2 separate regions of the Homo sapiens genome follow, and region 1 is linked to region 2. A link is an interaction called in ENCODE POLR2A ChIA-PET data of the cell type or tissue named here. Cell type or tissue: HepG2. All regions are shown on one strand. Each heading gives the region's core, and the rest is flanking DNA. Links, peaks and the distances in the headings are about the cores only. Region 1 overlaps EFCAB9 (EF-hand calcium binding domain 9). Region 2 overlaps FBXW11 (F-box and WD repeat domain containing 11).

Region 1 (14,973 bases), core at 6,974-14,973, 250 kb before region 2:
GAGATGGGGTTTCCCTATGTTGCCCAAGCTGGCCTCAAACTCATGGGCTCAAGCAGTCCTCCTACCTTGGCCTCGCAAAGTGCTGGAGTTATAGGCATGAATCAGTATGTCTGGCCAGGAGTTTTTTGTTTGTTTTTTTTTTTAATCTTTGATTTCCTGAAGTTTGAAAATGATATGCTTAGATGTGTGTAGTTTTTCTGACATTAACTCTGGAAAATTCTCAGTCATAATTATTTCAAATATTTTTCCTGTTTCTTTCTCTTGTTCTTCTCTGCTGTTCCCATCATGTGTATGTTACACTTTGGTTTGTCCCACAGTTTCTGGATACTCTGTTTTGTGGTGGGGTTTTTTGTTTTTAGATTTCATGGGGTTTTTTGGGCTTTTTTGTTGTAGTTGTTGTTTATTTGTTTTTTGTTTTTTTTGAGACAGTCTCGCTCTTGTTGCCAGGCTGGAGTGCAGTGGCGCAATCTCAGCTCACTGCGACCTCTGCCTCCCAGGTTCAAGCAATTCTCCTGACTCAGCCTCCTGAGTAGCTGGGATTATTACAAGCGCCTGCCACCACGCTCGGCTAATTTTTGTACTTTTAGTAGAGACGGGGTTTCGCCATGTTGGCCAGGCTGGTCTCGAACTCCTGACCTGAGGTGATACCCCCGCCTCAACCTCCCAAGGTTTTTTGGTCTTTTTTGTCTTTGCTTTTCAGTTTTAGAGATTTTTACTGAGATATCATCAAACTCAGATATTCCTTCCTCATTCGTGTTCAGTTACCAGTAAGCCCATCAAAGGCGTTCTTTATTTCTGTTACAGTGGTTTTGTTCTCTAGCATTTCTTTTTGGTTCTTTTTAGAATTTCCATCTCTCTTATTACATTCCCATTTGTTCTTCTTACATGCTGTCTGCTTCATCCATTAGAGCCATTAGCATATTAATCATGTTTTAAATTCCCAGTCTGATCATTCTAACACTTCTGCCGTATCTGAGTCTAGTTTTGTGCTTGCTCTAAAAAACTGTTTTTTTGCCTTTTGGTACATCTTGTAATTTTTTGGGAAAGGTGGACATAATATACAGGAACTGTGTGAAATGGGCCTTCGGTAATATGGAGGTTTTAGTCTTTTTGTGAGCCTCTGCCTCTGGATCATGAACTGGACCAGTGCTTCTCAGTCATAGTCCCTGCCTTAGGTGGGACAAGATGGCTAGAAGGGGCTAGAGCTGGGTATTTCTCTTCTCCCAAATTAGTTAGGCTCTGATAAAACCCCAGCAGGATAGACTCTAGTTAGTTTCTTCTGAGGGCAGAATTCTCTGGCATATTTAAAAATGGTTCCTTTTGCACCCTCCTCCAACCCAGGGAATTATTCTGACTGTCACTACGAGGAAGTTGTAGAGGTCCAGAAGGTAAAACTCAGGAAGGTATCACTCTTCCCAGACACCCTTCACCAAGTCCCCATGGAGCTTTCTCTCTAAGACTTGTCCACACTGAGCCTTTAGCAATTCACTTGGTTACATTTGAGGTTTCCCTACCCTGCACTGGTTCCACAGAGATTTCAGCTCCTGGGTGTCTGCTATGGTAAATGGTGATGCTCTGTATTACCCTGCCTGTCTCTCCTATTTCGGGGGCAGTGGTTTGCCCTGTGACCTTACTTCTCCCACAGATTAAGAATATCTGTTGATTTTTCAGTTTGCTCAGCCTTTTACTTGTTAGGATGGAGTGGTGACTTCTAAGTTTTTTGCATGCCAGACTAGAAACAGAAAGTCTGATTTTTAGTTTAATGTAAAACTAGAGCATATTTACAACTCAGATTATAATTTTGTAGAAAGAAGTGCCGAAAAGAATAAACTAGAAAATTCCATATTAAATAAAAAACAAATTACTGTTTCTAAAAATACTGAAATACGGGAGCTTCTGTAACCATCTAAATAGCTTACTTCCAGCATTATGGATTGAGCACTGGCAGAGCATGAGTAAGAATATACACCATCCAGCTGTAACTCTTCATGGAGTTTTTCTCTCTCACCTTTTAGAGATTTGAAAACTAAACCCTGACTCACTGGGATGAAGGGCAGAAGGGAAAGGGCAGTGTGAAGTTACTGGTATAGGGACTGCTAGTGATCACAACTGTGCTTGAAGTAGATCCATTTCTACAATAGTATTAGTGAATACACAGAGGCTAAACAGAGAAGAGGGAAGATTCACGTGTGTTCTGCTTTCCAACTAAGCTATCACCCCAGCCCATCTTATGTAACTTAGAAGGCAGACCAGATTGGACCTGTGGTGGGTTGATGACCATTCCAGACTCATTTCAGGTGCTTTATATTTTCATCCTATTGACATTAAACACAAATACCGGTTCATTAACTCATTTGTTCATTGATAACCATTTTTCAGTGCTCTGGATTTGGTAGACATTTTGGTTTTTTATCCAAATTTATAATAAGCTGATACCATATTCTAGTTTGGGGAAACGATATGTTACGTATAACCTTAAAACATTCATTAAGTTATGCTTTTGGCCAGGCACGGTGGCTCACGCCTGTGATCCCAACACTTTGGGAGGCCAAGGCGAGCAGATCACCTAGGTCAGGAGTTCAAGAACAGCCTGACCAACATGGAGAAACCCCGTCTCTACTAAAAATACAAAATTAGCTGGACGTGGTGGCGCATGCCTGTAATCCCTGCTACTGGGGAGGCTGAGGCAGGAGAATTACTTGGACCCAGGAGGCGGAGGTTGTGGTGAGCCAAGATTGCGCCATTGCACTCCAGCCTAGGCAACAAGAGTGAAATTCCGTCTCAAAAAAGAAAAAGAAAAAAAAAAGGTATGCTTTCAAGTTCCCCCGAGGAAGTCCTGGTAACTGTAATGTAGTTTACACACCTAGTCTCAGCTACTCAGGAGGTGGAGGCAGGAGGATTGCTTGAGCCCAGGAGTTTTGAGTCCAGCCTGGGCAACATAGCAAGACCTTGTCTCTAAAATTTTGTTTTTGATTTTGAAATTATAATATATGATTTGTAAGGAAGTTAACCATTAATGCATTTTTTTAAAACCTTGAGTGCTTTTTCCCTTCCCTGAGCTAGCTCGTTATGTCATAGCCCTTTTGTTTTTCCTTTTTAATCCATAGCTTATCTGTACTAGATAGATTAATTGGGGTTAAATAAAACACCTCAGTCATTTCTGTGGTAATTTTACTAATGAGACTCATAGATAAGCAATGAATCTGTGGCAGCTGCTAAGGCTGTCATCTCTAATTTGTGATCTCTGGACTAAGGACTTCTTGCCAAGTGCTTCAATTTAGGAAGTCCAGGCACTGGGCTGGGCATGGTGGCTCATGCCTGTAATCTCAGCACTTTGGAAGGCCAAGGCAGGTGGATCATTTGAGGTCACGAGTTTGAGACCAGCCTGGCCAACATGGTGAGACCCTGTCTCTCCCAAAAATACAAAAATCACCCAGGCGTGGTGGTGTGCGCCTGTAATCCCAGCTGCTCAGGAGGCTGAGGCAGGAGAATTGCTTGAACACGGGAAATGGAGGTTGCAGTAAACCGAGATCACATCCCTGCACTCCAGCCTGGGCAACAGAGTGAGACTCTGTCTCAAAAAGAAAGAAAGAAGTCCAGGTACTAAGAAAACTGCTCTAGGGCTGGGCACGGTGGCTCATGCCTGTAATCCTAGCTCTTTGGGAGGCTGAGGTGGGTGGATCACCTGAGGTCAGGAGTTTGAGACCAGCCTGGCCAACATGGTGAAACTCTGTCTATACTAAAAATACAAAAAATTAGCCGGGTATGGTACCAGGCACCTGTAATCCCAACTACTCGGAAGGCTGAGGCAGGAGAATCTCTGGAACCCAGGAGGCAGAGGTTGCAGTGAGCCGAGATGGTGCCGCTGCACTCCAGCCTGGGCAACACAGCGACACTCCATCTCAATAAAAAGAAAAAGAATAAAAGAAAACTGCTCTGGAACACTTGTGGTGAATTGAGCTTAGAAATCAATTTTTTTTAATTTGCTTGCTTGTTTAAGGTAGCGGATTCATTTCTGTAAAAGATATCCTAATGTAATTTAAATGTTCTCTACGTCTTGTGTAAGCATTAATAATATTAGTAGTACATTTGAGTTGTATGCCATTTTAATGAAATTGTGAAAAGGATATGAAATAACTTAGAAGAGCATAAGCGTAAGGACCTAGCATTCTGGTTCATATAAAATTAAATACTCAAATAATTGGGCATGGGATTTGATAATCATTGATGATCAGCTGAGAGTGATGTTTTTTCTCTACAGTGCCATGCTAGCAAGAGAAGCTTAAGCATTTTGTGAGGCATAAACAAAAATGCATTCATTAAGGATTAAGTTCTTATTCATATCTTCTCTTTCTGAAGGTGCACTTACAGAGTGCTACGATGAACTGGGGAACAGATATCAGCTTCCAGTGTATTGCTTGGCACCGCCAATCAACATGATAGAGGAAAAGAGCGACATAGAGACTCTGGATATTCCTGAGCCACCACCCAATTCTGGATATGAATGTCAGCTTCGTTTGCGCCTTTCCACAGGCAAAGACCTCAAGCTTGTGGTTCGCAGCACAGACACAGTATTCCACATGAAGAGACGGTTGCATGCAGCAGAGGGAGTGGAACCAGGTAGTCAGCGGTGGTTTTTTTCTGGCAGACCTCTCACTGACAAAATGAAGTTCGAAGAGCTGAAGATCCCAAAGGACTATGTTGTACAGGTTATAGTGAGCCAACCTGTGCAGAACCCAACACCAGTGGAGAACTGAACTGAGCCCTGTTGGCCAGCTCCCACATCCCTCTGCTCCTTTTTATGGTTCTTGTTGTCATTTCCTACTCTGCGGCGTGAAATCTATTTCACTGCTCTAAATTCCCTATGAATGGATTTAGTTCTGAGGAATTACCAGTGAAAAATTCCATCTGTGATGGAGACCAACAAAAATAATAAAACACAAAGAGCCAGGCTTTGAGACTCATGTAATTACAATTTCTAATTTGAAAGGCAGTTAAGAAATAGATAACCATTTATTTTAGAACACTCAACAACTATGTAATGGCTATATTTCAGTGACTTGGACTGTAAATGAAACATTGCATCCATGAAGGACAGCACCAAGCACCTTTTTGAATACAGAATTTTTTTAGAAAAATATATCAAATTATATAATTTCCAGAAACCATAAATAATGGATATAAAACTTAACCTTTTTGTTTTGTTTTGTTTTGTTTTGTTTTGTTTTGTTTTGTTTTGGTTAATGGAAACTGAAAAGAGCAGTATTTGAGGTTGCTTCTATTCTGGTTTTTTATTCTTAGCTCAATTAATATTTAGCCATAAATGAGTAGAGACTGGCAAATTGTGCTTTAGTGTTGCTTTCCTCATCCCCACATCTTGAGCTCCTTATTTACATTCACACTAAATTTTGGTGCCTTCCAGCACATTAGTGGCAGGCACCCTTCTGGAACACTAGGCAATAATTTCATCAATACAGTCAGGTCTCTTGAGTTTCAACAGATACTCAGTTGAAAAGTCGCTGTCATCTTGCTGCATAAGTATTTTGAAAGGTCTGTATAACGAAGCCATTTTTATATCCAGGCTTAGAAGGTCACTACTATATAGTACCTTCATTGATCTATCTATTCTGCTTGGAACTTTTCATAGCTAAGTATAACCCCCAAATGCATGGTTCCTGGGTCAGGAGACACCAAAATCAATTATAGCTGTTCCCACTCAAGTTAATAAAGTAAATGATTTCCTCCACTTTGCATGGAGGGGTGTAAGGAAAGCCTATTTTATCTGTGCCTGGGAGAACTGTGCCTATTTTCAGTCTTTTAGAGGAAATTTCAACTCAAAATTTTTAAGTGTGAAAGATTTACTGGTGTCACATAAACATTAGCAGTGAGACCAAATAATGAAACATTGCTTTATACCTTAGTGCTTTCCAGTTCACTGTTACCTCTAGTCATGGTAGATGACAATTTTCCTCCCTCATCTTTTGTAGCAAAGAAGCAAATTAAGAGCCTTTTGCAAGTTAGATTAGGGGACTGAAAAATCCAGGGAGATAACCTGATTCTTCTATACTATGACTGGAGTAAAGCTGCCAAGAGTTAGGTTGAATTTGGAGCCTTTTAAAAGTTGGTTCCATAAGTGAGAAGGGGGGCTAACATGTGACCACTGTGCCCCTGAGAATCCATGAGATGGAAAAGTACAGACAAGAAGGCACTTAACGCTGTTCTCAGTTGGAAAATGTCAGCCCTCCACACCTGTTTGGATGTGAAGTGCATTATTAATTTTAATGACAAAATGAAACTGCTAATTAGTTTAAATGTAATGTTTAAATGGTATTGAATTTCCTATTGCCTGATTAAATATATCTGTAATTGTAACATCATGTTTCTGAGAGCTTTAACTACTTCCTTATTTTTATGCAATCATTTTAAAGATTGTGGCTATATCTAATTTAAATTTGCTGATGATTGAATCTAAATTCAAGTGAAGACCACAGCATTAATCCCAAAGGAGATTTTTTTTATGTTTAGAGGTGGAGATATTAGGGTAAATCAGTATATTGCTCCTGTCATCAAAGTTTTTGTTCATTTGTGTGCCACATCGAATAGCAGCACTTCTCAAAGTTTGTCAACTGGAAAAAAGTGTTTAAAACTGTTTTTTTCTTAAGCAGATTTGGTGATGTCATCAATATCTATGATATCGATTGGTAAAAGGTCTTTCTTTGTTGAGGATTTGAGCTCTCTTTTTAAGAGTTTATTTTATTTTAAAGGAACATATGCTTTGAATAACAATTCTCTGGGCATGTTTAACTAACCTAGGTGGGAAAACCATGGTGCTGTTTAATTGTAAATAGATTGATATAAGATTGGACCAGTACTTGATGTGTATAATTTTAGTATGTAGGGTTTATGTGCTTTTTTTAAAAAAAAAAAAAAGGTTCAATTTTTCTCTTTGTCTTTGCCTTTATTATTGGTTTCTAATTGTTTTTACTCTCTATAAGGGTAATTGCCTCATTCTAAGTGAGAATTATGAAGGTTTTCCTCCTTTTTAAAACCTCTGCTCAGTAAATAACAGGTTCATTATCACCAAACTTAGGCTCTGCTATGCCAAGTCATACATGGTAATTTATAAATGTGCTTCATCTTCTGCACTGAAATCTTGGTCTAAAATAGGTTGTTGTGGGTTTTTTTTTTTGTTGTTTGTTTTGTTTTGTTTTGTTTTGAGACGGAGTCTTGCTCTGTCGCCCAGGCTGGAGTGCTGTGGCATGATCTCAGCTCACTGCAAGCTCCACTTCCCGGGTTCACGCCATTCTCCTGCGTGAACTCAGCCTCCCGAGTAGCTGGGACTACAGGCGCCCACCACCACGCCCGGCTAATTTTTTTGTATTTTTAGTAGAGACGGGATTTCACTGTGTTAACCAGGATGGTCTCAATCTCCTGATCTCGTGATCTGTCCGCCTCGGCCTCCCAAAGTGCTGGGATTACAGGCGTGAGCCACCACGCCCGGCTGTGTTTTTGTTTTTCTTTTTGTTTTTTAAGAATCATGCTGGCCAGGTGCCGTGGCTCATGCCTGTAATCCCAGCACTTTGGATGGCCAAGACGGGAGGACTGCTTGGGCTCAGGAGTTCAAGACCCAGCCTGGGCAGCATAGAGGAGACCGCATCTCTACTAAAAATTAAAAAATTGGCCACGCGTGATAGAGCATGCCTGTAGTCCCAGCTACTTGGGAGGCTGAGTTGGGAGGATCACTTGAGCTGGGATGTCAAGGCTGCAATGACCCATGATCATGCTGTTTTATTCCAGCCTGGGTAAATTTCATGTAAAGCAGGTGATACTTCATAACTTTATGAAGTAGGCAATACACACCCATGGTAAAAGAATCCAGATATATCAAAGCAAAAAGAGTCTTTCACTCCTGTCGCTCTTCTGTTTCTCCTCCCCAGAGGCAACAACTTTGACCATTTTCTGTGTATCTTTAAACTTGAGCATGCATCAGAATCACCTGAAAGGTTATTAAAACAGATTGCTTGACCCTTTCCTCAGACGTTCTGAGTCAGTAGATCTGAATGTTGCCCTATAACTTGCATGCTTAAAAGGTCCCGGGTTGTGCTGCTTCTGCTGATCTGGGAGACACACTCAAAAACCACTCTTTTAGTGTATATGGGTATATTCACTCCACCTCATTTTTTTCCATAAATACATATACTATTCTGCACCTTTGATTTTTCTAAAATGGTAAACCTCAGAAATCATTCCGCATACATAGATCTAGATCTGCATCCTTCCTCTTCATAGGTGCAGTGGTACTCCATGGTCTGGGCATACCACAGTTACATCAGTCTCTATTCTGGTCGGCTTTGCTGTTCCTAGTTTTTTGCTACTGTGAACCATGCTGCAATGAGTTTCCTTTTATATAGGTAAGATCTTTGTATACATAGATGGAGGAATTGCATTCTATAGATTTATGTGACATGTCTTCCAAAGCGATTTTACCAATTAATCCTTATACTACAGCAATATGACTGCTTTAATTTTCCTACACCCTGACCGCCTTTCTGATCTTTGACAATCTGATAAGTAAAAACTTTGACCTGTGGTTTTGCTTTGTATTTTCCTTATGAGCAAAGTTTAACATTTTACTATATTTTAAGGCCATTTTTTTTTTCTGTGAATGTTCTATTTGCCCATATTCCTATCGCATGTTGGTCTTTACTGTCAAGACTTGTGAGTACCTGTCCTTTATTGAGGAAATTGGTTCTTTTCTATCATGTGTTGTCATTTCTTTTGTTTGGGTGGAATTTACCATGTGCAGATTTTAAGTTTTTCCTGGTCAGATCTGTCAGTCTCTTATTTTACAGTTTCTGAGTTTTTTTCTTAACCTCAAACGATCTTCCCCAATTTGAGGTTATAAAAATGTTTCCCCAATCCGAGGTTACAAAAATGTTTCTTGTGTGTTTCCTTTTTGGTTTCATTGTTATATGAAATTTATTTTGGTGAAAGAAGTAGGGTAGCAATCCACATTTATTTTTCCAAATAGCTACCCCACTTTTCCTGATAATACTTACTGAATAACTTTTATCTATCTTTTCCCCATTGATGTGAAAAAATCCTTATTTTATGACAAGTTTTTAAGACACTATAGTTTTTTAATGGTCTTTTCTTATCAGTTGGACAAATTAGCAGATATACATTATGTCTACCTCCAACTCTCAAATACTGTAATTTAGTATTTTCACTTATGGAGAGGAAAGAATGAAGCTGATAACCTCCCTTGCTATAGCCAATCTTCTGTGATGTCTGTTTGGGTTTCTTGTGGCTCCTCTGATGCTCCACGTTCTGTAGGCTGCTAAGGTGGATAACTGTCCCACTCAGCAGATGTCAGCACAGTTCATTTGGCTCTTTCTAATCATTGTCTTTGGTATGAGGCTTAAGATGATAAGACATGAACTCTAAGAACTGGTGGAAGATGTTGAGTTGGTGCAAAGGGGATTGCAGTTTTGCCATTGCGTTTAATGCTTTTAATGCCAGTGGCAAAAACAGTTCCCTTTGCACCAACCTAATAAATGATCTCACTTGATTTATAGTTAGCTTCCTCCAAATGTCTTCCCTCTTTGTAGCGGATATAGATTATGGAGGAACCAGTCTGGGCCTGGGCTGAAACTGTAGCTGGGTCAGCCCTCCCTCCCATCAGGCCTGCATTCCCCTACCTCTGCAGGTGCTGCTCTCTTCCCAGGGCACAGGCCACCTGAACACACTTGGTTGACCAAAACATTTTAATGCAACTATGACTTAGTAATAATACAGAGGGTTGGTACCATCCAAAAACATACCTAAATGTACATTGTCTAATAAACTCTACCCTTAAAAGCACAATCTGATGGGTGAATTCACTGTGGAAATAGTGAAACTTAAGTTGAAGCATCTCCACACATACCTACAAACACATTTAAAATTTGTTGTCATAGAATGTAATTGTGAAAAAGTCCTAAAGTGTACATTAGTAGATTGTTTTATAAATTGTACTACTAAGTCCCAAAAGAATGTCACTGAAGTGGTGCGTTTAAATTTCCTTTTTGACACTAAGTTTCAGTGTGAGATATTCAGAGAGATGCTCAGTTTCCCGATACCACTCTAGAAGCATCCAGTTTAGGAAAATGCTCTTAAAAGGAAGAACATTTTAAAAATCTGATAGTTGGGCCGAGCACGGTGTCTCACGCCTGTAATCCCAGCACTTTGGGAGGCTAAGGTGGGCAGATCACCTTAGGTCAGGAGTTCAAGACTAGCCTGGCCAACGTGGCGAAACCCCATCTCTACTAAAAATACAAACATTAGCCGGGCGTGGTGGCGGGTGTATGTAATCCCAGCTACTCAGGAGGCTGAGGCAGGAGAATCGCTTGAACTGGGAAGTGAAGGTTGCAGTGAGCCGGGATTGCGTCATTGCGCTCCAGCAAGAGCGAAACTCCATCTCAAAAAAAAAAAAAAAAAAAAAAATCTGATAGTTGGTTAATTATACCTTTTATAGCCACCCTAATGGTTTCCAGAGTGGAGGGGAAAACTTTTATAAAATTGCTCATTCCTGAAACTTCAGTCATTTGATGTGGTTTTAAATTAGCCTAAATCAGTACCTATATGTACGTATTATCTTTGGCCATCTTTTCTCCCTGCCCCCATTCTGAAACAATAAAGAGTATAGTATTTTCATTGCTTTAGAGACCATGTCTGAAAAAATACATATCCATTGTTACCCTTTTGTTTTGGTTTGGTTTTAATAGAGACAGGGCCTCACCATGTTGCCCAGGCTAGTCTCGAACTCCTGAGCGCAAGTGATCCACCCACCTCGGCCTCCCAAAGTGGTGAGGTTACGGGCTTGAGCCACTATGCCTGGCCATGGTTACCCTTTATATATCTCAGGACCCCTCTGGAAGGTAGGACAGAGAAGCCTTCCTGAGACCTCACTAATTTCTTCTTCCAAAACCATGCATAGATCCCAAGGCTGTCTGGTGGCAAAAGCCATCGAGGCTGCCACAAGAGGCAGGAACGGTTTATGCCAAGATGAGCTTAGTGGGGCACTTTGGAACTATGGCTAATCTCTAGCTGCCATTTTCTGACCAGATAGTGCTCATCTTTCAGTACAGTGGGTAGGTGTAGTAGTGTCCATACTTGCTTGCCAGAGAGTCTCCTTGGAGAATAATTGCAAACTCTTCACCAAAGCAAAGGAAGGGAAGAGCACTGTTGTGAGATGCGTTGCATCTTTTTGTTTTTCACAGTTCCACGAGGTAGATACCATTATCCCTAGATCAGAGGTCAAGTATCTTGAGTTGGGTTTGTTTTTTCTGGTACCATTGTGGGGAAGAGAAGTTTTGGCTGCTAATTACATTTGTCACACTTGAAAGCATGAAATCAAAATCCTATGTCTATTAAATATAGAGAGAGAGTAATTATTTGCTGTTATTTACAAGTTTAACTTATGAATGACAATCTTAAGCAGTATTCTTGTCTGTTGCACATTGACAAAGTTATTAAGTTTTATTTTTGATATTAAGTACTCTGGAACTCATGGAATTCCTTAAGGCCAGTTATGTAATGTATCCTTAAGAAATCCTTGGTTTATAGTAAATGAGCTGTATTTCTTTTTTTTTTTTTTTTTTTTTGAGCTGTATTTAACTTCTTCCCTGAGAAATTTATGGTAGTAGGAGATGTGGTGATTAATAACATTATGCAAAATAGATTTCCAAACCAATGAAATCTCAGCTTAAAACTTGGATCTGCTGAAACTAAAATGAGCTGCTCAGATACTGGCTCTAAGCACAGGCATCTAATTGACCTTGAATTTGAATCCTGGTCCGCCCTCTTGCGAGCTTTATGTTCTTGAGTAAGGTTCTTAACCTTCCTAGGTCTCAATTTTCTCATCTGCACATCAAGGATGACACCTAATTCATAGGGCTATAAGGATAAATCATGCCTCTAAAGAACTACCGAACCCATAGCAAGCACATGATAATATGGTAGCTGTCATCAGTAACATTACAGTACAATTGGGTAGAGAGGATTCATAAGTTCCATCCCCAAAAATATTTTTAAATTATTCAAGGCATAAAAAAATTAAAATTATTCAATGGCATATAATAATTATTTTACCAAGCCAGGCACGATGGTTCACGCCTGTAATCCCCACACTTTGGGAGGCCAAGGCAGGTGAGTCACGAGGTCAGGAGTTTGAGACCAGCCTGGCCAATATGGTAAAACCCCGTCTCTACTAAAAATACAAAAATTAGCCAAGCCTGGTGGGGTACGCCTGTAGTCCCAGCTACTCGGGAGGCTGAGGCAGGGAGAATCGCTTGAACCGGGGAGGCAGAGGTTGCAGTGAGCCGAGATTGCGCCACTGCACTCCAGCCTGGGTGACAGAGCAAGACTCAGTCTCAAAAAATAATAATTATTATTTTACCCTAGTGAATTTGGTACACTTGTTTAAGTACCTAACTCAGAGTAATTAAGATTCTAGGAAGAACATAGCCTCCATATTCTTAAATGTCAACTACTGTGTGGTTGGAGCACGTCACCATTGGCTAATTTGAAATCTCTGGCACCTAGGTGGCCTTAGCCTAAGAAGTAGGAGGCTGTTGGACCACTATGACCAATATCATGAAAGCTGCACCTTCTTTCGCCTACCTGGCTCCAGTATGTTGTGTTAGCAATTAGTTGGATACAGCGGAAGCTATTGATCAGGGTTGATCTGAAAAGCAGCAGCAGAATTAGGACATGTCAACAAAACGAAAGTGGTTATTCCACATTATTGTGAGTTCTGTGTGAGATCAAGAGGTTATTAAAATTCAAAACCTGGCTGAGCACAGTGCTCACACCTGTAATCCCAGCACTTTGGGAGGCTAAGGTGGGTGGATAACTTGAGGTCAGGAGTTCGAGACCAGCCTGAGTAACATAGTGAAACCCCATCTCTACTAAAAATACAAAAAATTAGCTGGGCATGGTGGTAATCCCAGCTACTCGGGAGGCTGAGACATGAGAATCACTTGAACCCAGGAGGCAGAGGTTGCAGTGAGCCCAGATCATCCCACTGTACTATAGCCTGGGCGATAGAGCAAGAGTCAGTCTCAAAAAAAAAAAAGTCATTATAAAGATATCTACTTTGATGCTCTGAATTTATTTTTAGACATGTTAACAGTCTTCATCAATGTTCATGTTCTGTACTTTCAGATCCCATTTTTTTCCAAGACTCTTTCAGCTTGTATCTACTTGATGTGACATTTTGAGTAGAGACTTCTCTTTCTCTCTCCTTTTTCTTTCTCCTCTGTTTTCTGCCTCTTCTGTAATTTGTCAGTGTAGATGATTGTATACAGCTTAAATTCCTGATAATTAAGACGCTTTGGTTAGGGTGGGGGGGAAAGAAAAATTATTTCAGGAAAAACTTCATACTTTGTTTCAGATGATAGGATTATATTCATTTCTATTTTAAAAACTTGGAAAATTAAAGACACTCAGTAATTGGGACATAATTATAGTCCGATTGTAGTCGAGTACCCAGGAATAGAGAGTCTATTGTAGATGCTAAAGGAACAAGGGCCACTTTTATTTTTTTGAGACGGAGTCTCTCTCTGTCGCCCAGGCCGGAGTGCAGTGGCGCTATCTCGGCTCACTGCAACTCCACCTCCCAGGTTCAAGTGATACCCCTGCCTCAGCCTCCTGAGTAGCTGGGATTACAGATGCACACCACCACGCCCAGCTAATTTTTGTATTTTTAGTAGAGATGGGGTTTCATCACGTTGGTCAGGCTGGTCTCAAACTCCTGACCTCATGACCCGCCTGCCTCGGCCTCCCAAAGTGCTGGGATTACAGGCGTGAGACACTGTGCCTGGCCTTTTTTTTTTTTGAGACGGGGTCTCACTTGGTCACCCAGGCTGGAGGGCAGTGGCGTGATCTCAGCTCACTGCAACCTCCGCCTCCCGGGTTCAAGGGATTCTCCCATCTCAGCCTCCCGAGTAACTGGGCTTACAAGCGTGTGCCACCACGCCTGGCTAATTCTTGTATTTTTAGTAGAGACAGGGTTTCACCATGTTGGCCAGGCTGATCTTGAACTCCTGGCCTCAAGTTATCCACCCACCCCAGCCTCCCAAAATGTTGGGATTACAGTCATGAGCCATGGTGCCCAGCACAAAGGTCACTTTCTTCCATTAGGTTGGTAGAAAAGGCAAAAGTAATTGCGGCTTTTGCCATTACTTTCTTTTTTTTTTTTTTTTTTTTTTTTGAGATGAAGTCTCACTCTGTCGCCCAGGCAGTGGCATGATCTCGGCTCACTGCAAGCTCCGCCTCCTAGGTTCACACCATTCTCCTGCCTTAGCCTCCCGAGTAGCTGGGACCACAGGCACCTGCCACCATGCCCAGCTAGTTTTTTTGTATTTTTAGTAGAGATGGGGTTTCACCGTGTTAGCCAAGATGGTCTCGATCTCCTGTCCTCGTGATCTGCCCACCTCGGCCTCCCAAAGTCCTGGGATTACAGGTATGAGCCACCGCGCCCAACCCCAGCCTGCCAACTTTCAATGGCAAAAACCGCAATTACTTTTTTCACCGATCATTACCATGTGAAGTCCAGAGGCTTCAGGCTGGCATCTAAGGTTGTTCACAGTGTGATCATTGTTTTCAACCTTAGCTGCCACTTGTTTCCCCAATGTGGATTTCCTCTTTAAATAGGCAGAATTCACTGTCTTCACCATAGCTTTCTCTTAGGAATTTTTTTTGAGACAGGATCTCACTATGTTGCCCGGGCTGGCCTGGAACTCCTGGGCTCAAGCGATCCTCCCTTCTCAGCCTCCCAGGGAGCTGGGACTACAGGTGCGCACCACAGTGCTCAGCCTTTAGGATTATGCTCACATGCTCCCATTCATCATATAATCTCTTCCTGTTTAATTCAAATCTACAAACTCTTCCCCCAACACTAAACTACTGTCATATTATATTTCCTCCAAA
Region 2 (16,326 bases), core at 3,272-11,271:
AAAAAAAAATTGTCAAGTTACTCTTTATAATTAAACAAAATAAGTCATCACTTAAAATTATACTTGGTATTATTAAGGTATTAATATGAGTACTAGGTGGTCATTGGAGAAAAATCGGAAAATATGGATGAATAAAAATTTGAAAAGAACATTACCCTTCATCTCTCTACCAGAGAGATTACAGTGAAGATCCATTTTAGTTTTAATGCTTTTGGGTACTGATATCTTTTTTTTTTTTTTTTTATTTTTAAAGACAAGAGTCTCACTCTGTTGCCCAGGCTGGAGTACAATGGCATGATCTCAGCTCCCTGTAACCTCTGCCTCCTGGGTTCAAGCAATTCTCGTGCCTCAGCCTCCTGAGTAGCTGGGATCATAGGTGCGTGCCACCTGCCTGGCTAATTTTTTGTAATTTTTAGTAGAGACAGGCTTTCACTATGTTGGCCAGGCTGGTCTCAAACTCCTGACATCAAGTAATCTCCTGCCTTGGCCTCCCACAGTGCTGGGATTATAGGCATGAGCCATCTTGCCTGGATGGGTTCTAATATCTTACCTTAGAATAATTCAAGATGAAAATTGTTTGGACATTAATTAAAAAAATTATAGTGGTGTTTAAGCAAAGTTTGGCCTCTGACTTTGAGTCCTGATTCCACTACTTTTGGGCTGTTCTTGAATCTAAAAACTTGGCAGATAGTAAATTTTGGTTTTCCTCATTCTTCTCATCCTTATTTTTTTTCTCCCCTTCCTGCCTACTTCTCTGCATCCCCTTTTCTTCCCTTAACATATATCCCAGCCTGAATATACCCTGTGATATAATATTATGACAAGAACATAATTCTAGAATACAGTTGCTAAGAATTAAAATGTAAACTTTTTGGTTACATGTCACATGTTTACTATCAAATTCTGTTATAATAAAATGCCATTATAAGGAAAAGAAAGTATTTTGCACATTAGGGTAATGGGCCAATATTCAGTTCTATAAAAGGTTATAGAAAATGCCTTAAACCGTGAATTAACTTTTATTTAACAACCTGATTGCTACATTGTGATTCTTGGTTTTAAAAACAATGCATTTATGGTGGTGAGAGTGCTCTTTCTTATAGGTTGCCATCAGACATTAATAGTGGAAGCCTAGGTTCTGAATTTTAGAAGACTCTTCTGAATGCTTTGTCCTTACTTTAATTACAAACACTGCTGCTTCTTGAAAAGCAACAGGCTGAGAGATGAGACACAATAGGATAATTCCTAAGTTGGGTTAACTTTAATGCTTAGTTTATTTGGCAGTCTTCAGCAGAAACTGAATGGGGACTCTAGCTGTCAAGTCTAGGTTTAGAGAGCTGGAGTTATGTACTCCCCTTGAGCCCACCTATTGTCTGATTCATCAAGACCCAGTCCTCACTCATGGCTAGAGATTCCCAGTGGAAAGGGCATTACTGCCAAATGGTTACCCCATGAAATTGATCTTTTATTTCTCTTCTTCATCATTATCATGGCACTCTTTGTTTGATATTCTATCAGTAGGGCCTGGTGGAAGTTTTGTGGGGGGAGAAAAAAGGACCTAGACTGAGTATGAAAGTTGGTAAGTGCTGGTTCTTGTGTCTACTCTTTGTAGCCCATCTGAAAGAAATTGCATTGTTTGTAAAACAAAAATGAGCTGCTATCTTATAGATTCTCGAAGAGACTTATCCTTATTTCTCTGCAAATCATGCTTGGCTGCAGCTGCCAAGGGTCATTCCTTTGCTTAAAACAGTTTAATAGCTGTCTCATCATTGTCTGTAGCAGTGATTTGAATATTAAAATTTTGGATGTCTCACTTAAAGGAATTTAACACATTCAGAACACTCTGGTCTTTAACAAAATCCGTAATATAATATCTATAAAAACATCCTTGGTTTTTGTACTATCTGCTTACACTCTTTGTCATTGGGTTACTGTTGAGCAGACTTCTTTTATCGTTTGCGGCAAATATTCTCCACGAGTTCTAGAAAACATGGGATATTTCTTTGTTGCTGGCTTGATTTGGCTTGGCTTTGGCTTGATGTTATGCTTCACCCCTTACCTCTTAATCTAAAAACCTCCATCCCCTGTCCACCTCCACCTCCATCTCTGTGTTGCATGATCTGTTTCTATTCCTCTCTGACAGATATTGTACAAACTGTGTATCTGCTGAGTTGCAGAAAAAAAAGTCATTCACATTGATGTAAAATTGGATGACACAGCTGAGAAGCATTGGGCCAACTACTGATGGGCTGTAGCACAGAGTTTAAGACCTGTTGTTCTACGGGATTAAGTCACAAGTTTGATAGAGAGACCTCTGGTCCCTCCCTGTCTCTCTAATTAAGCCTTTCTCATCTCACACTTAAGTATTTTAATGCTAAATTAATTGCAGATACTTGCATAGGATGTTTCATTTTTTACCTCTTTGGCTTTGCTTATGCTATGTATTCTTCTTGGAATGTCTTTCTCTTTTTCCCCTGGCTGCCTCCTACTTACCCTTTATGAATTAGTTCAGGCATCCTCTTCCTTTGGGTGGGTTAAGTTCATATTTGTGTGTGTATGTATATATATATGTGTGTGTGTGTGTGTGTGTATGTGTATTTACATTATAAGTTTAAGATTGCCTTCTGTGAGCTCCTGGAGAATAAAGAGAATGTCTTAATTGCTTTACTATGTGCAGATAGATATAAGTTCAGATAAGTTTTTTGGTTAATGGAACAGCCACTCAACTTGATTACTTCAATCATGATGACAGGAGTGAGAAGAAGCTGGTAATGATTCTGTGGGAAGTGGATTAAATAAAAAGATTGGTGGTGGGGGGAGTTATAGAAAACCTATAATAAGGCAGATTTCTAAATCAGAGGTTATAACATTAGAGAGATGATTAACATAAAATACCTCTTTGGGGAAATTTTAAAAGAACTGCTTCTTTGAGAAGGAATCAGGGCAGGAGATTCAAAACAATCCCATCTAAAAACAGACCGAAGTTAGCTTTTGTGAGTTCTTCAAGTGAGCCAATCAGAATACAAGGTGCCTGCAACCACTTTTTCCTTTTGATTTGTGGTTCCTATGGTAATAGGAAGAGAGCCTAGGACATTTTTCTCCTACCTCTTTTAATAAACTTTTTGCTTTTGAAAAATGCCAAAAGAGATTATTCTTTTTGTCTTTACTGACTTATGGTGTTTCTCAGCATAATGGTTTCGATTTAGGTTTTTTTGATTATACGGTGGATATGGCAAAAGTAATAAACACTGTCAGCTTCCCTGGCTAATATTATTTTCTTCAGCTATAGAACCTACAAATATACAATCTAATTAGGTATTAGCTGTTAATATCACAACCCATTATGAATCATTTCCTGTTCTCTGTGAACAACCCTAAATTAGAATATTAATCATTACAAGTAGCTAAATACGAAATTATAACAAATGTATCTTGGCAATTTTTGACCCTCCAAAGTCTTCTGTTAAGTATCCCCACTATGATCCTCCTGGGTTGTTTCTCTTGAGCTCAAGGCTAAAGTCTTAAGGGGAAAGAGGCTTAGTGTGTATTGTTGGCTTAATAAGCAGGTCAATAAGTATTTGTTAAAATTGGTAAATACCCATGGTATCAGGGGTATTCTTCAGACATATTTTAGCAATATGAAAGAACACTGCTCACTTAAAAAAAAAGGACAATCGTCTGTACTGTGAATTTAGCTAATATGAAGAAATCTTTTCATTATTCTAACTGAATAGTTAAGCAATCATGGATAATAGTTATTCTCGAATGATCAACATGGGTTTCCAGCCATGTCCCTAAATTAAAAATTTGAAGCTTCAAGAATCACTTACGGCCAGGAGCCATGGCTCATGCCTTTAATGCCAGCACTTTGGGAGGCCAAGGCAGGCAGATCACCTGAGGTCAGGAGTTCAAGACCAGCCTGGCCAACATGGTGAAACCCCGTCTCTACTAAAAATACAAAAATAAGCCGGGCATGGTGGCAGGTGCCTGTAATCCCAGTTACTCGGGAGGCTGAGGCAGGAGAATTGCTTGAACCTGAGAGATGGAGGTTTCAGTGAGCCAAGATCATGCCACCGCACTCCAGCCTGGGTGACAGAGCGAGGCTCCATCTCAAAAGAAAAAAAAAATCAATTACTGTTGTGGTCCTAGCTGTAATTTAATGCTCTTAGGTTGATGAATGTGGAACTTTTATTTTTATCCATTATTTTCAAATTGGATCAATGTCCTCCTGATCTATTAGATCTAAGACCTAAGAGGAACCTACCTTGTTTTGGCTAGCGGGTACAGACTTTCTTACTAAAAGGTGGGTGTATTTCCTAGAATAGCATTTTCTGTTGAGTAGAGATGATTTTCAGCAATGTGGCTGGTCACTTAGCTTCAAAGTAATTATTGAGTGTGAAAGTAAGCAGTTGTAATACTTTTTAACCACTGTCTGTGTTCTTACCAAATGGAAAACAACACTCGTCTTGAAACTGGAAGTTCCCAGTCCTGGGATGATCTGAGAGTTGAGACTTCTGATTAGTAGATATTGGCAGTTGCATCACACACCAGCTTGGGTGCTGCCTAGGATCAAGCTGTCTCAGTGAAGAGTACTCTTGCCTCAGACCTTAGCACCAACCCAGCACTATGCGATTTTGGATAAGTAAATTACTTCATCTCTGAGCCTGTGTTTCCTCTTCTGAAGGGGAAAGTAATGTCTATTGTGTAGGATTATTGTAAAAATGAGATGAGATATCCTTTATAAAGTATTTAGCATGATGTCAGCATCTAATAAATACTGGCATCATTCTTTATATCTTACAGTATCTACCATAGATATTATGAAGAGAAAATCTTGGAAATCTGACCCTCAGAGGGTCTTTTAAAAATCTTTCCCTGAATATACTAGTTAAATAACAAGCTTCAAAAAGCTTTGAAATATCAGTCTTCTAATAAATGGCTAATGTTTTAAAATCAAGTTCACTGAAAATTTTCTTTATGTTGATTGTTTTCCACATTGTTATGAGTATTGATTAAATCATTAAATGGTTAAAAAGCCTTGATAATATCATTGTTTTTCTAATTTGGATTTAATTTCTTCACCTCTTAATCTAAAATTAGCAGTGCGAGGTTATACTAAATAGTATTTAAAATGCCTTCCTGTTCTCACAATCTGTGATTTTTTGATTTACTGAATGTGAAAAATTGCCTTTTAAAAAGTTTTAGATTCCAACTTATTAGCAGAATCTAATCAATACCTTATGCTTTCATGGTTTTTACCCTTTGAGGCAAATACTATTAACCCTTGCAGAGGGAACCTGACTTTTTACTGAATAAGTAAAAATTGATTTACGTATGAGCTTTGGTGTTAATTTGATATTAGTTGCTGAATCCAGATGTAATCCTTTTTTGTTGTTGTTGTTGAGACAGGATCTCACTCTGTTGCCCAGGCTGGAGTATAGTGCTGCGATCTTGGCTCACTGCAACCTCCACCTTCCAAGCTCAAGCAATCCTCCCACCCCAGCCTTCCGAGCAGCTGGTACTATGGGTGCATACCACCATGCTTGGCTACTTTTGTATTATTTGTAAAGGTGGGGTTTCACCATGTTGCTCAGGCTGGTCTCGAACTCCTGGGCTTAAGTAATCCCACCACCTCGGCCTCCCAAAGTGCTGGGGCTATAGGCGTGAGCCACCTCACCTGGCTAGGTGTAGTCCTTAAACTCTCTTCTTTGCCCATCCACTTGTGATGTATGCTGATGTAAGTATTCTTTTATTAAACATGTGTAAGAATATCTCTGGATAGAGAGTGTTTGTTGTAGTGGAAAGAAAATCAGCTTGTCAGGTTTAATTTACTAGTCCTAATTCTGCCATCAGTTAGCCCTTATTCCCCTGCACCTTGGACAAGTTGCTGGTTTTTTTTCTTTTCTTTTCTTTTCTTTTTTTTTTTTTTGAGGCAGTCTCGCTCAGTCGCTTGGGCTGGAGTGCAGTGGCGTGGTCTTGGCTTACTGCAACCTCTGACTCCCAGGTTCAAGCAATTTTCCTGTCTCAGCCTCCCAAGTAGCTGGGATTACAGGTGTGTGCCACCACACGCCTGGCTAATTTTTGTGTTTTTAGTAGAGACGGGGTTTCACCATGTTGGCCAGGCTTGTCTTCAACTCTTGACCTCAAGTGATCTGACCACCTTGGCTTCCCAAAGTGCTAGGATTATAGGTGTGAGCCACCATTCCTGGTCTGTGTTGCTGTTTTAACAAATCAGGCTCTCCTTTCTGTTTTAATTAAAAAAATTTTTTTCTTAATGGAAAAAAAATTCCATGGGACTCTGCTTGATATCTCTTTCCTGATCATCAGTTTCCTCATCATAAAATGGAATAATACCTATTTTACAGGGTTATTGTGAGAGTTTACTATTTCAGCTGTCTAGCACATAACAGAAGCTTGATAAATGGCAACTACTTTCATTATTTTATTTCATTATTTTATTCAGCACCTTCTGTGGTTGGTACTCTGCAAAGTGTTGAGGCAACAAAATTTGTGTACCTGGAGTTTCAATGATATATTGCCACTGTATTGGCTTTGGAATAAAGGCACACCTTGGAAGTGTGTCATTTTCATTGCTACCAGAAAGCTGCTCAATTTTTTTATTCCATTTGGTTCCTCTGATTTTGTATTCTTTAAATGCCTTTTCTAAGTAATCTCAATATTCCGTGTATCATAGGTGAACTGTAACTAGTAAGTGACAGATACTAGATAGGAACCCAGGTCTCTCTGATTTCAAGCAAAGCTATCTTTGTTTGTATTGCAGTTGGGTGATAATAGAATTTATCCACTAAACCAGAACACTTTTGAGAGTGAAAGTTATGAGGGGACAATAAGTGTCATCCAGGACTATCTCAGGCAAATGAGGGTGTTTGGCTATTCTAATTATAGCTAGAACAAACAAGTTTATGAGCTTGGGTCCAAGACTTCTGGGATGTTTTGGTTGAACCCAAACACTCACCTTTAATTTTTGTTACATGAGTATTGATTTTGCCATAGTAAATTAATTGACTTTATATCTGAATGATTGAACAGTATGGTCTAATGGTTATTAACTTTACAGTATGGTCTAATGGTTATTAAGTAGTAGCCGTAGTACATATGTTCATTTTATATTTTACTTTTTTTCTTAATTCCTTTAAAATCAGCAAGCTTTTAAAAGAGGATCGAAGAGGTAAATTAAATAAGCTTTTTAATTCTTAGTCATGTCAGACGGACTTTGTAAACAAAGTCTAAAATGAAAATCATGACGTTCCAATGTTTTTCCTTTGGGAAGGTGGAGATGTGATGACACTGAAAATCATGCATTTTAAATCACCTCTTTTATTGCCTTTATCTATCAGTCTGTCACCCATCTTTCTTGTTCTTTTTGCCTTATTCTTTAGGTCTCCTGTGATTTTACCTTAGGGAGGTGCAAAACTTTACTCACATGATAAAAGTTGGGGTGATATAAGTTTTCACAATAGCAGCATCATAGTCTTGTGGAAAGAATGTGGGTTTTGGTAGCAGACAAACCAAAGTTTGAAATTCTGGCTCTCCCCTCCTTTGTTGTGTGTCCTTGCGCGAATCACTTAACCTTTGAGCCTCGGTTTCCTTACAATGATATGAGGATTAGAGAACAAATGTAAAGTGCTGGGCAAATAGCACTTTTTGTGGTTTTGTAGGTTCTTAAACAACGATGACAATTATGGTTATGTGACATAGACGAGAAACTGTGGCACTGATGAAATTGTAGTCGACAATCTCACCACTAATCTTGTTTTGCACTCAAACTTTCACAGTTCCCTTTGGTGGGTTTTTGTTTAAACATTCTCTCTGTCCCTCTTGATTCTATTCACTGTACCCTGAGAAATTAGTGGTTGGCAGCAGAAACCTCCTTTCCATAGAACATCAAGTGGGCCCTCCCCCAAGGTTTCAGTGAGCTGTCTGGGACCATCCCTAACCTCCAAACTGCCAAGGGTGCACCCCCTGCCCCAACTAACATTCAAGTTGCCTGTGTGAAGGAGTGATTTGTTGCGGCCTCTAACTGCTTCTTCTCTTCCTTCCTTTTTGTCATCCTGCAGTGTTCTGTGCCAAGGTCTTTGTGGCTAGGCTGCGCCAACCTGGTAGAGAGCATGTGCGCACTGAGTTGCCTGCAGAGCATGCCCAGTGTCAGATGTCTCCAGGTGCCTCTCTTCTTTCTTGTTGTAAATGTGTTTTTACGTATGCCATGAACATTTGTTGAAACTTGCAGTAGTGTGTTTAATCCAATGTTAAGTCTGCTAAATGTTCTGTGTAACCCTCTGCTTTCCTCCAGCCTGGGTGCCCCACATGGAGGAGTTAGTACCAAGAGGGGCCCTTTTGAGCAAACGGGTCTTTGGCTGGGCCCTGTCCTCCCCTTTTCTGCTCCTGCTTTTTACTCTTTTCCCCTCACCTTGAGGTTGTAATTCTCATGTTTAATAGTTGCGCATGTGCCAAAAAAAACTCCTGACATTTTCCATTTGGCTACCTTTAACAGTTCTTTGTTGAGTTGGGAGGGTTTCATAATTAAAGTGGTGATTTTTTTCTATTTTGAAACTCATCCTTTTGGCTTGCTTTCTCTCCCCTCTTCAAAAAAGGAGCGGGGAGGGAATCACTACTGGCATAAAGCCTCAAACTGAAGTTTATAAAGATCATAGCTTTATGCTGCCAATAATTTGTCAGTTTGGGCCACCTCCCAAAGGCCAGATCTGACACCTGTCCTCAGGGTCCACCCAGTTTTCCAGGCCGAGGCCGGCAGAGAATTCCACAGATAAAAGTAAAACTTTTTGGGGGTGGATGGGAAAGGGTTGCTCAGGATAGAACTGTTAGCAGGAGTGCAGCTGGTGACCCTCTCTTGTTGGGGTGGCTTCTAAGAGAGCCAAGGAAGAAAACATTGTAGCTTTATTTCTGAAGCTCTGAGCAAGCATGTGTTTAATTAAATATGGTTTCAGTAGCAATATTCAGTTTTCATCACTGCATATTCCAGACAGTTTGATATATCTTTGAAAAGCCATATTAAATTCCTGGCATCTGGTTGAGACTGTCCTGTTTGAGGAAAACTGCAAAATTAGGCACTGAGTTAGAGGGATATTATTGATGGCATGGGTGACTTTGCTGTTCTCAAGTTTATCTTTCTATTCATGTTTACAATTTTTAAATGGAGCTGGGGAGCCAGGAAGGAGGAAAATGTTCTTCATATTGGAGTCAGGCATTTTATTTACTTATTGGCAAACATTCAGAGTAGCACTGGTGTGGTTATTGATTCAAATTGCTTTCTTTGGGGAACTGTACTGGAACCTCACTAACACAGTTAACTGGAGAGCGAGTTCAATATAAGGCCCAGTTGTCTTTAGATTCTGTATATAAAGGTGGGTTACAAGTCTCACCTTACAAGAACAGGATGCTTCAGTGAGGCTCAGTGTAATGAATATATGTTTACTTTTGGAAAAGCAGCTTCTGTGCATGCGATGTAACTTTTAACAAAAATGTTCTTGGAATGGCAGCCATTATTGCATGTGCTCTCCTTGATGCTGTATAATGGATATTTGCGTTATTATAATAGGTGTATAATAGGTGTATTATAATAGGTGTATTTTTGTCTCTATTTTTCTGGATTAAAAGGAATGTTACAGTTGCTTTTTAGTGGGCTGACCGAGTTTTTTCCAGAACTGGAAATTTAAGAGGGGGAAAAATTGTAGTTGTTAGTGAGGTCTTGAAGTGCGGATTCTTTTTATTGCATTCAGTTAAAAGTAATTGGCCAATGGAAGGCATCATTCAATATATTTTAGTAACAGTATTGTGAGTTCTCTGGAGGTGGGGTGAGTGGGAGGAGGTACACGGGTTCCTACCTTGTTGAAAATGGAAATCCAAATTTGTTAAAAGTTCCTTGACTCATCTTTCTTAGTGAAATTCACTTAAGAAGGAAAAAAAGATTTTTTTTTTTTTGCCTTGATTGGGTCTTATTTCAGTGAGTGGAGCAATATTGTCTTTAGAGACGTGTAGAGTATTCTGTTTACTTAGGTTTAATTTTTGCTAGTATATAATTGAGGGTATGCAGCATAGTAAAATGAACTAAGTACTCAGCTCATTGGCATTAGCAAATCATTACTCTGTTTTGTCCCACATGTGAATGGAAAGTAAACATGTATTAATATTAATGAGCCTGGAAGACTTCCTTCCTCTGTACTCATTTAAGTATTATTTTAATGCCAACATTTCTCCCCTTTACCTCCAGTCTCCAAACAGTGCTAAAATTTCGTGCCTTAATTTGGGTTTGGGCTCTCAAAGAAGGCCTGTTGCTTATATGCTGCATCTTTGGTTTATTGCAAAGATGACTCTTCCTTTGCACACCTTTTAGCAACCTCATATTAGAGCAGGCCTGAGAAGGGAAGGAATAGTTAGGCTACCTGGAGAGAACAGAGCCTGGTTCTTTCCTGGTCTCTGAAGTTCCATGAAAGAGTCCCCCTTAAAATTGTCAGAGTGGACCCACTGATAATTGCAACTTGAGCCCATTGACCTGTCTATATGGCTGAATTTTAGTTTACCTTTCGAAAAAGCCGGAGGGAAGATAGTAGTTGCCCTTAGGCATAATTTACCCATTCCGGAAGTTTCTACCATCGTCTAGAAGGGAAAACAGGTATCAGAGACTTAAAAATCACTCATTACCAACTGTTACATGGTGCTTCACATATATTAGCTTTATGACAACCCTGTGAAGTAGGTGTTCTTATCTCCAATTTTCTGATATGGAAACTGAGTCTGACGTGACTATTTGGCCCAAGATAATGTTTACATAACTGTAAAGTTACTGGCATATGAATCACACACTTGCCTGATTCCCAAACTGGTTTTCTTTCCTCTACTCTGGAATGCTGCTTTTGTAGTTTTCCATGTTGGTTTTATTTGTAGAAACCTCACTATTGACACCTGGTATATGGTTTGTTTAGTTATTAATATTATTTGAAAATAAGAAAAGAAAAACCTGCCAAATTCTGTAGAAAAAAAAAGTTGCCATTCTTTTTGCCAAAATGAGCCCTCCTGAATCTTACAGCTAGTGAGGTTCCTGAGTGGACTTTCTGCAAACTTAATTCCATAAATATTTACTGAGCAATTGGTATGTGCCAGGGCCTCTATTGGTTATCTCTCAACCAAGCTGAACTGAGTCAGTGTTTCATTTGCCTCAGATGTCCTGATTCAACCAGTTGATTGTTATAGCAAATAATCAGGAATTCAGACCATGTGGATTATTGATTTGCCCAGATTCCTGTGGCATGAGAATCATACCAATGTTAATAATAGTATGTATCATTTATTTTCCACGTTCTTTCTATGTGTTGGACTCTAGGAATTGGATTATCTCATTTGATCTTTTATGGAAAAGTTATCTACCTTGCCATTTTTGTATATGAAATTATAGAGGTGAATTGACCTGCCTAAGGTTACACATTTATTTAAGTGGCAGAACTGGGTTAGGAACATAATCTGGATGACTGCAAAGCCAGTGCTCTAGTCACCAGTCTGTAGTGACAACTGCCATTTTAACTTGCAACTGCCATTTTTAGGTTGAAACAAATTCCCCTTAATTTTTGGAGTTAAAAATTTAAAGCCAACACAGCAGCATGATGTAATAGACTGGCAAGTTGTCTTGGGAATGTCATTTGCAGCCTCAGCTGGGGGAGAGTGTTAGTGATAAGCCTTTTGCTGGGGTAGGACTGATTGCTTGGAATGACAGTGAGGATCACGTGAATTGAGTTTGAGTGCCTCCTTCCAAGCTCTAGTGCATATAGTGCTGGGCAGTAAGTAGCACAACTTCTTGACAGCTGCCTTTCTTGTTTCTTTTTTTACTTTTAATAGGTGTAGTGAGCCACAGTGGTCTGAGAATGCCACAGAACTTATCATAGCTTTTGATATAAGAGAATATTTTTTAGAGGAGGGAGATAGCTTGGTAGAAAGAACCCTGGCTTTGGTGCAGACAAACCTCTATTCTAGTCCTGTTCCTACTACTTAATGACTTTGTGATACTGGGCAAGTTACTTTATTTTCCCGAACCCCTGTTTCCTCATCTTTAAAAATCATAAAGGGTTTTTATGAGGTAGAGAAAGATAATTGCCACCTCTTACTGATTCTTACTCTTGGGGGGTATGAAATCCATTTTTTAAATTTACTTGCTCCTGGTTCTCCATGTAAGAAGGAATTTCAGTCTTAGATTCCAGGGCTAGGTAAGGATTAGCTAAAAGACCATGCATATGATAAGGCTGTTTTTGTTCAGGGTCGGTCTGTCTAAGGTCAGACATGGCTGTTTGAATTCATTGCCTCTTGTCTGTTTTCTAATAAGCATTAGGGATTTGTCATTTCTTGTTGATTATCTTAATTATCCTATAGCACTCTGGGTCTGATAATGTGAACGTTTTGGGTTGCTCAGTGGTAGAATCTGTAGTATTTTATAGACACTAAAACCTACATTTTTGGCTGAGCATGGTCGCTTACCCCTATAATTCCAGTGCTTTGTGAGGCCCAGGTGGGAGGATTGCTTGAGGGCAGGAGTTTGAGACCAGCCTTCGCAACATAGCAAGGCCCTACAAACATTTTATTTTTGTATTTTGTCTCTACAAAACAAAATAAAAAATTAGGTGGACATGGTGGCATGTGCCTGTAGTCCTAGCTACTCTGGGAGCTGAGGTTGGGGAATCCCTTGAGCCCAGGAGTTGGAGGTTACAGTGAGCTATGATCACACCACTGCACTCCAGCCTGGGTGACAGAGCAAGAACCTTGTCTCTAAAACAGGGGTGTCCAATCTTTTGTCTTCCCTGGACCACATTGGAAGAAGAATTGTCTTGGACTACACATAAAATTACACTAACACTAACGATAGCTGATGAGCTAAAAAAAAAAATTGCGAAAGAAAAAAAATCTCATAATATTTTAAGAAAGTTTACGAATTTGTGTTGGGCCTCATTCAAAGCCGTCCTGGGGGCCTGCAGGCCACGGGTTTGCTCTAAAAAATATATAAATAGGCTGGGCGCGGTGGCTCACGCCAGTAATCCCAGCAATTTGGGAGGCCGAGGTGGGCGGATCACTTGAGGTCAGGTCAAGACCAGCCTGGCCAACATGGTGAAACCCTGTCTCTACTAAAAATACAAAAAGTAGCTGGGCATGATGATGGGCGCCTGTAATCCTAGCTACTTGGGAGGCTGAGGCAGGAGAATTGCTTGAACCCAGGAGGTGGCGGCTGCAGTGAGCCGAGATTGTACCACTGCACTCCAGCCTGGGTGACAGAGGGAGACTCCGTCTCAAAAAAAAAAAAAAAAAAAAAAATATATATATATATATATATATATATGTATGTACACACAACACACACACACATATACACACACATATATGTGTATGTATATATGGTTAAAAAAAACCACATCTTTCCTCTTTATAAGAAAATTTACGAAATAGACTTTGAAAAAGAAGAAAACGTCCATTGGTAGCGTGAGCATCTACCACCCAGAGAGAACATTTGTTGCTATTTTAGGGCCTTACTTCCTCCTGTCTGTTCGGTAGGGAGGAATCCATCAAATTGTGCAGTGTTATTCTGCTGCTGCTGATTTTAACAGTGGTATTTTTAATGCCCTGTGGAACCCCAGCTTGACTTTGGAGTCACTAGAGGGATAAAGGAGGGGCTAGCACAGTGTGCCTCCTACTTCGATCTCACTTAGAATGGCTCTGGATTTATCTATTCTACTTAATGGGGCTCTTAGGAAGATTTCATTTTAAAAACTTTCTCCTTATAGAAATAGCTAAACACACAAAAATAAGAGAATTATTCAACTTAATCTTGAACAGTTTTCAAAATTATGCTAATCTTAGTTCAACTTTTCTTCAATTTTGTTTTTCTTGGGGCATTTTAAAAGCAAACCTAAAATGCCTCAAAGTTTTACAAACCACTGTTTCATGCTAGCATTAAAAAATTTTTAAACAAGCTTCAAGAAATTAAAAATAAAGGCCAGGCATGATGGTTCACACCTGTAATCCCAGCACTTTGGGAGGCCCAGGCAAATGGATCACCTGAGGTCACCAACATGGTGAAACCCCGTCTCTACTAAAAATACAAAAATTAGCCAGGTATGGTGGCATGCACCTGTAATCTCAGCTACTCGGGAGGCTACATCACAGGGCTTTAGCATTTTTTTATTTTCAAAAAAAAATAGCCACTTTTTTTCTCTCTCTCTTTTTTTGAGATTGGGTCTTGCTCTGTTGCCCAGGCTGGAGTGCAGTGGTAGGATCATGGCTCACTGCAACCTTGACCTCCCAAGCTCAAGTGATCCCTCGCACTTCAGCCTCCTGAGTAGCTGGGACCACAGGCATGTGCCACCACGCCCAGATAATTTTTCAGTTTTTTGTACAGACAGGGTCTTGATATATTGCCCAGGCTGGTCTCAAACTTCTGGTCTCAAGTGATCCTCCCAATTCAGCCTCCCAAAAGTGTTGGGATTACAGGTGTGAGCCACTGATCCCGGTGGCTAGTTTTCCTTTTGAGGGGCCTTTAGACTACAATTTTTTTTTTGTCTTTTGTGGCGGGGGTTGTATTATAGGAACTTCAGTGATTTCATTGCATATGTATCTTTAGGCTTGTACGATTTTGTATGTGTAATTGCTTGGTCAAGGAATATCAGTATTTTATTATGACTTAATTAAATTATATACAGAAAAGTTTAGTAATCTCTCCCTTCTAATCCCTTCCTTCCCCCTAAGAAACGAATGTTAACATTTTGTTCTTTATCATTGTATATTTGTTTTCTTTGTTCATAGGAGGGTATGCAATCTGACAACTATCAGAATTCCCTCATTTAAATTAAAAAAAAATTATTTATTTATGTATTTTTTTGAGACCGAGTCTAACTCTGTTACCCAGGCTAGAGTGTAGTGGCATGATCTGGGCTCATTGCAGCCTCTGCCTCCCAGGTTCAAGTGATCCTCCTGCCTCAGCCTCCTGAATAGGTGGGACGACAGGTGTGCGCCACCACGCCTGGCTAATTTTTTGTATTTTAAGTGGAGACGAGATTTTGCCACGTTGGCCAGGCTGTTCTCGAACTCCTGACCTCAGGTGGTCTGCCCGCCTCAGCCTCCCAAAGTGCTGGGATTACAGGCATGAGCCACCGCACCCAGCCATTTTTTTTTGAATAGAGGAAATGGGCTCACCCTAGAAAAATCACAATACGGGGTCACTTATTTGCTTTATTTATTTAACATTATGTTATAGACATGTCCCCAGATTAGTAAAGTCTAACTCTTTCATGAATGGTACTTTTATCATCCCTAGATTTTAGGGGTGGAGGCGAGAGTACAGGTGTTTTTTTTTTTCTTTCCATTTTTGAAGTATAAAGTGTATATAGAAAAGTTCAAAAATCTTAAGTGTGTACAGCTCAGTGATTTATCTTAAAGTGAACAGTGCTTTATTTTGATAGGTATGGCTAAATTGCTTTCATGGAAGATAGACCCATTTATATTCCAAGCATTGCCATAACCCCTGAATATCATTTAAAAATGTTTAAGGTGTACTTTAAAAGTATTACTAAAAATAACATACTTGTTCAAAGTTAAACCAATAAATAAAAACTGGCAAATAGTAACATGATGAATTAAGATTTTCTATCATCATTTAAAATCATTGTATAATATTCCATTTAATAAATATATTAATGATTTTAAGAAAACTTCCCTTCCATATTAAGACTGCTACCAGTTTTGAGACATTTTAAGCCATGTGGAGTTAAGCATCATTGTAATTAAGTCTTTGTATACTTCTGTGATTATTTTCTTAGGTAAGACAGTGTGCACATTTAGGTTGCTAACTTGTACTTTTGAGAAGCTGGGTAAAATTATACTCTTAAAAGCAGCCCATCAGAGATCCCTTTTCATACTCTAGATGACATTGAATATTTTAATTTTGTACTTTGTTGAGATTTTGATGGATGAAAATGCAGAAATGGTATCTTGTTATAATGTACATTTAATTGCTAATGGGTTGGAATATATGTATACATAAAAATATTCATTGGCCATTTCTGTGGTTGTTATATGAGTTACCTCTTCATGTTCTTTTTTCCATTTTTCTAATGATGGCCTTATTTAAAAAATCTGATTTATAGGAACTCTTTATATATTAAATATATTAACTGTTATTTATTGCAAATACTTCTCCCAGTTTGACATTTGCCTTTCAGTTTTTTAATAATGGTTTTGGCCATGATGAAAGTTTTGAAAAAATGTTTACTTTTTGTGTGGCTATACTTGTTCCTTTCTTATAATATTCTTCTAGTG

What was found. ChIA-PET counts read pairs that join two places held together with the same protein. Peaks named below come from ENCODE experiments on the same cell type or tissue, not always from the same donor. Only the 100,000 strongest peaks of a DNase experiment are listed, where the experiment ranks them.
Region 1: POLR2A ChIA-PET joins it to region 2 with 5 read pairs; 3 of 35 experiments call an interaction of 5 or more read pairs at or near these places.

Annotation. Positions count from the first base shown.
Region 1 is chr5:172,201,614-172,216,586 of GRCh38, reverse strand. It overlaps EFCAB9 (EF-hand calcium binding domain 9), which reads right to left. Exons shown (of 4, transcript NM_001171183.2): 4 at 13,133-13,373. The coding sequence ends at 13,242. It overlaps UBTD2 (ubiquitin domain containing 2), which reads left to right. Exons shown (of 3, transcript NM_152277.3): 3 at 4,360-6,941. The coding sequence ends at 4,757. Among named protein-coding and RNA genes, the nearest start is that of EFCAB9, 15 kb to the right of the region's middle. In HepG2, for the core only: no CTCF peak of the experiment used is centred there; no DNase peak of the experiment used is centred there.
Region 2 is chr5:171,949,451-171,965,776 of GRCh38, reverse strand. It overlaps FBXW11 (F-box and WD repeat domain containing 11), which reads left to right. Exons shown (of 14, transcript NM_001378974.1): 2 at 8,079-8,180. Among named protein-coding and RNA genes, the nearest start is that of FBXW11, 49 kb to the left of the region's middle. RefSeq lists an enhancer at 1-12. In HepG2, for the core only: no CTCF peak of the experiment used is centred there; DNase peaks (open chromatin) are centred at 7,606 and 11,196.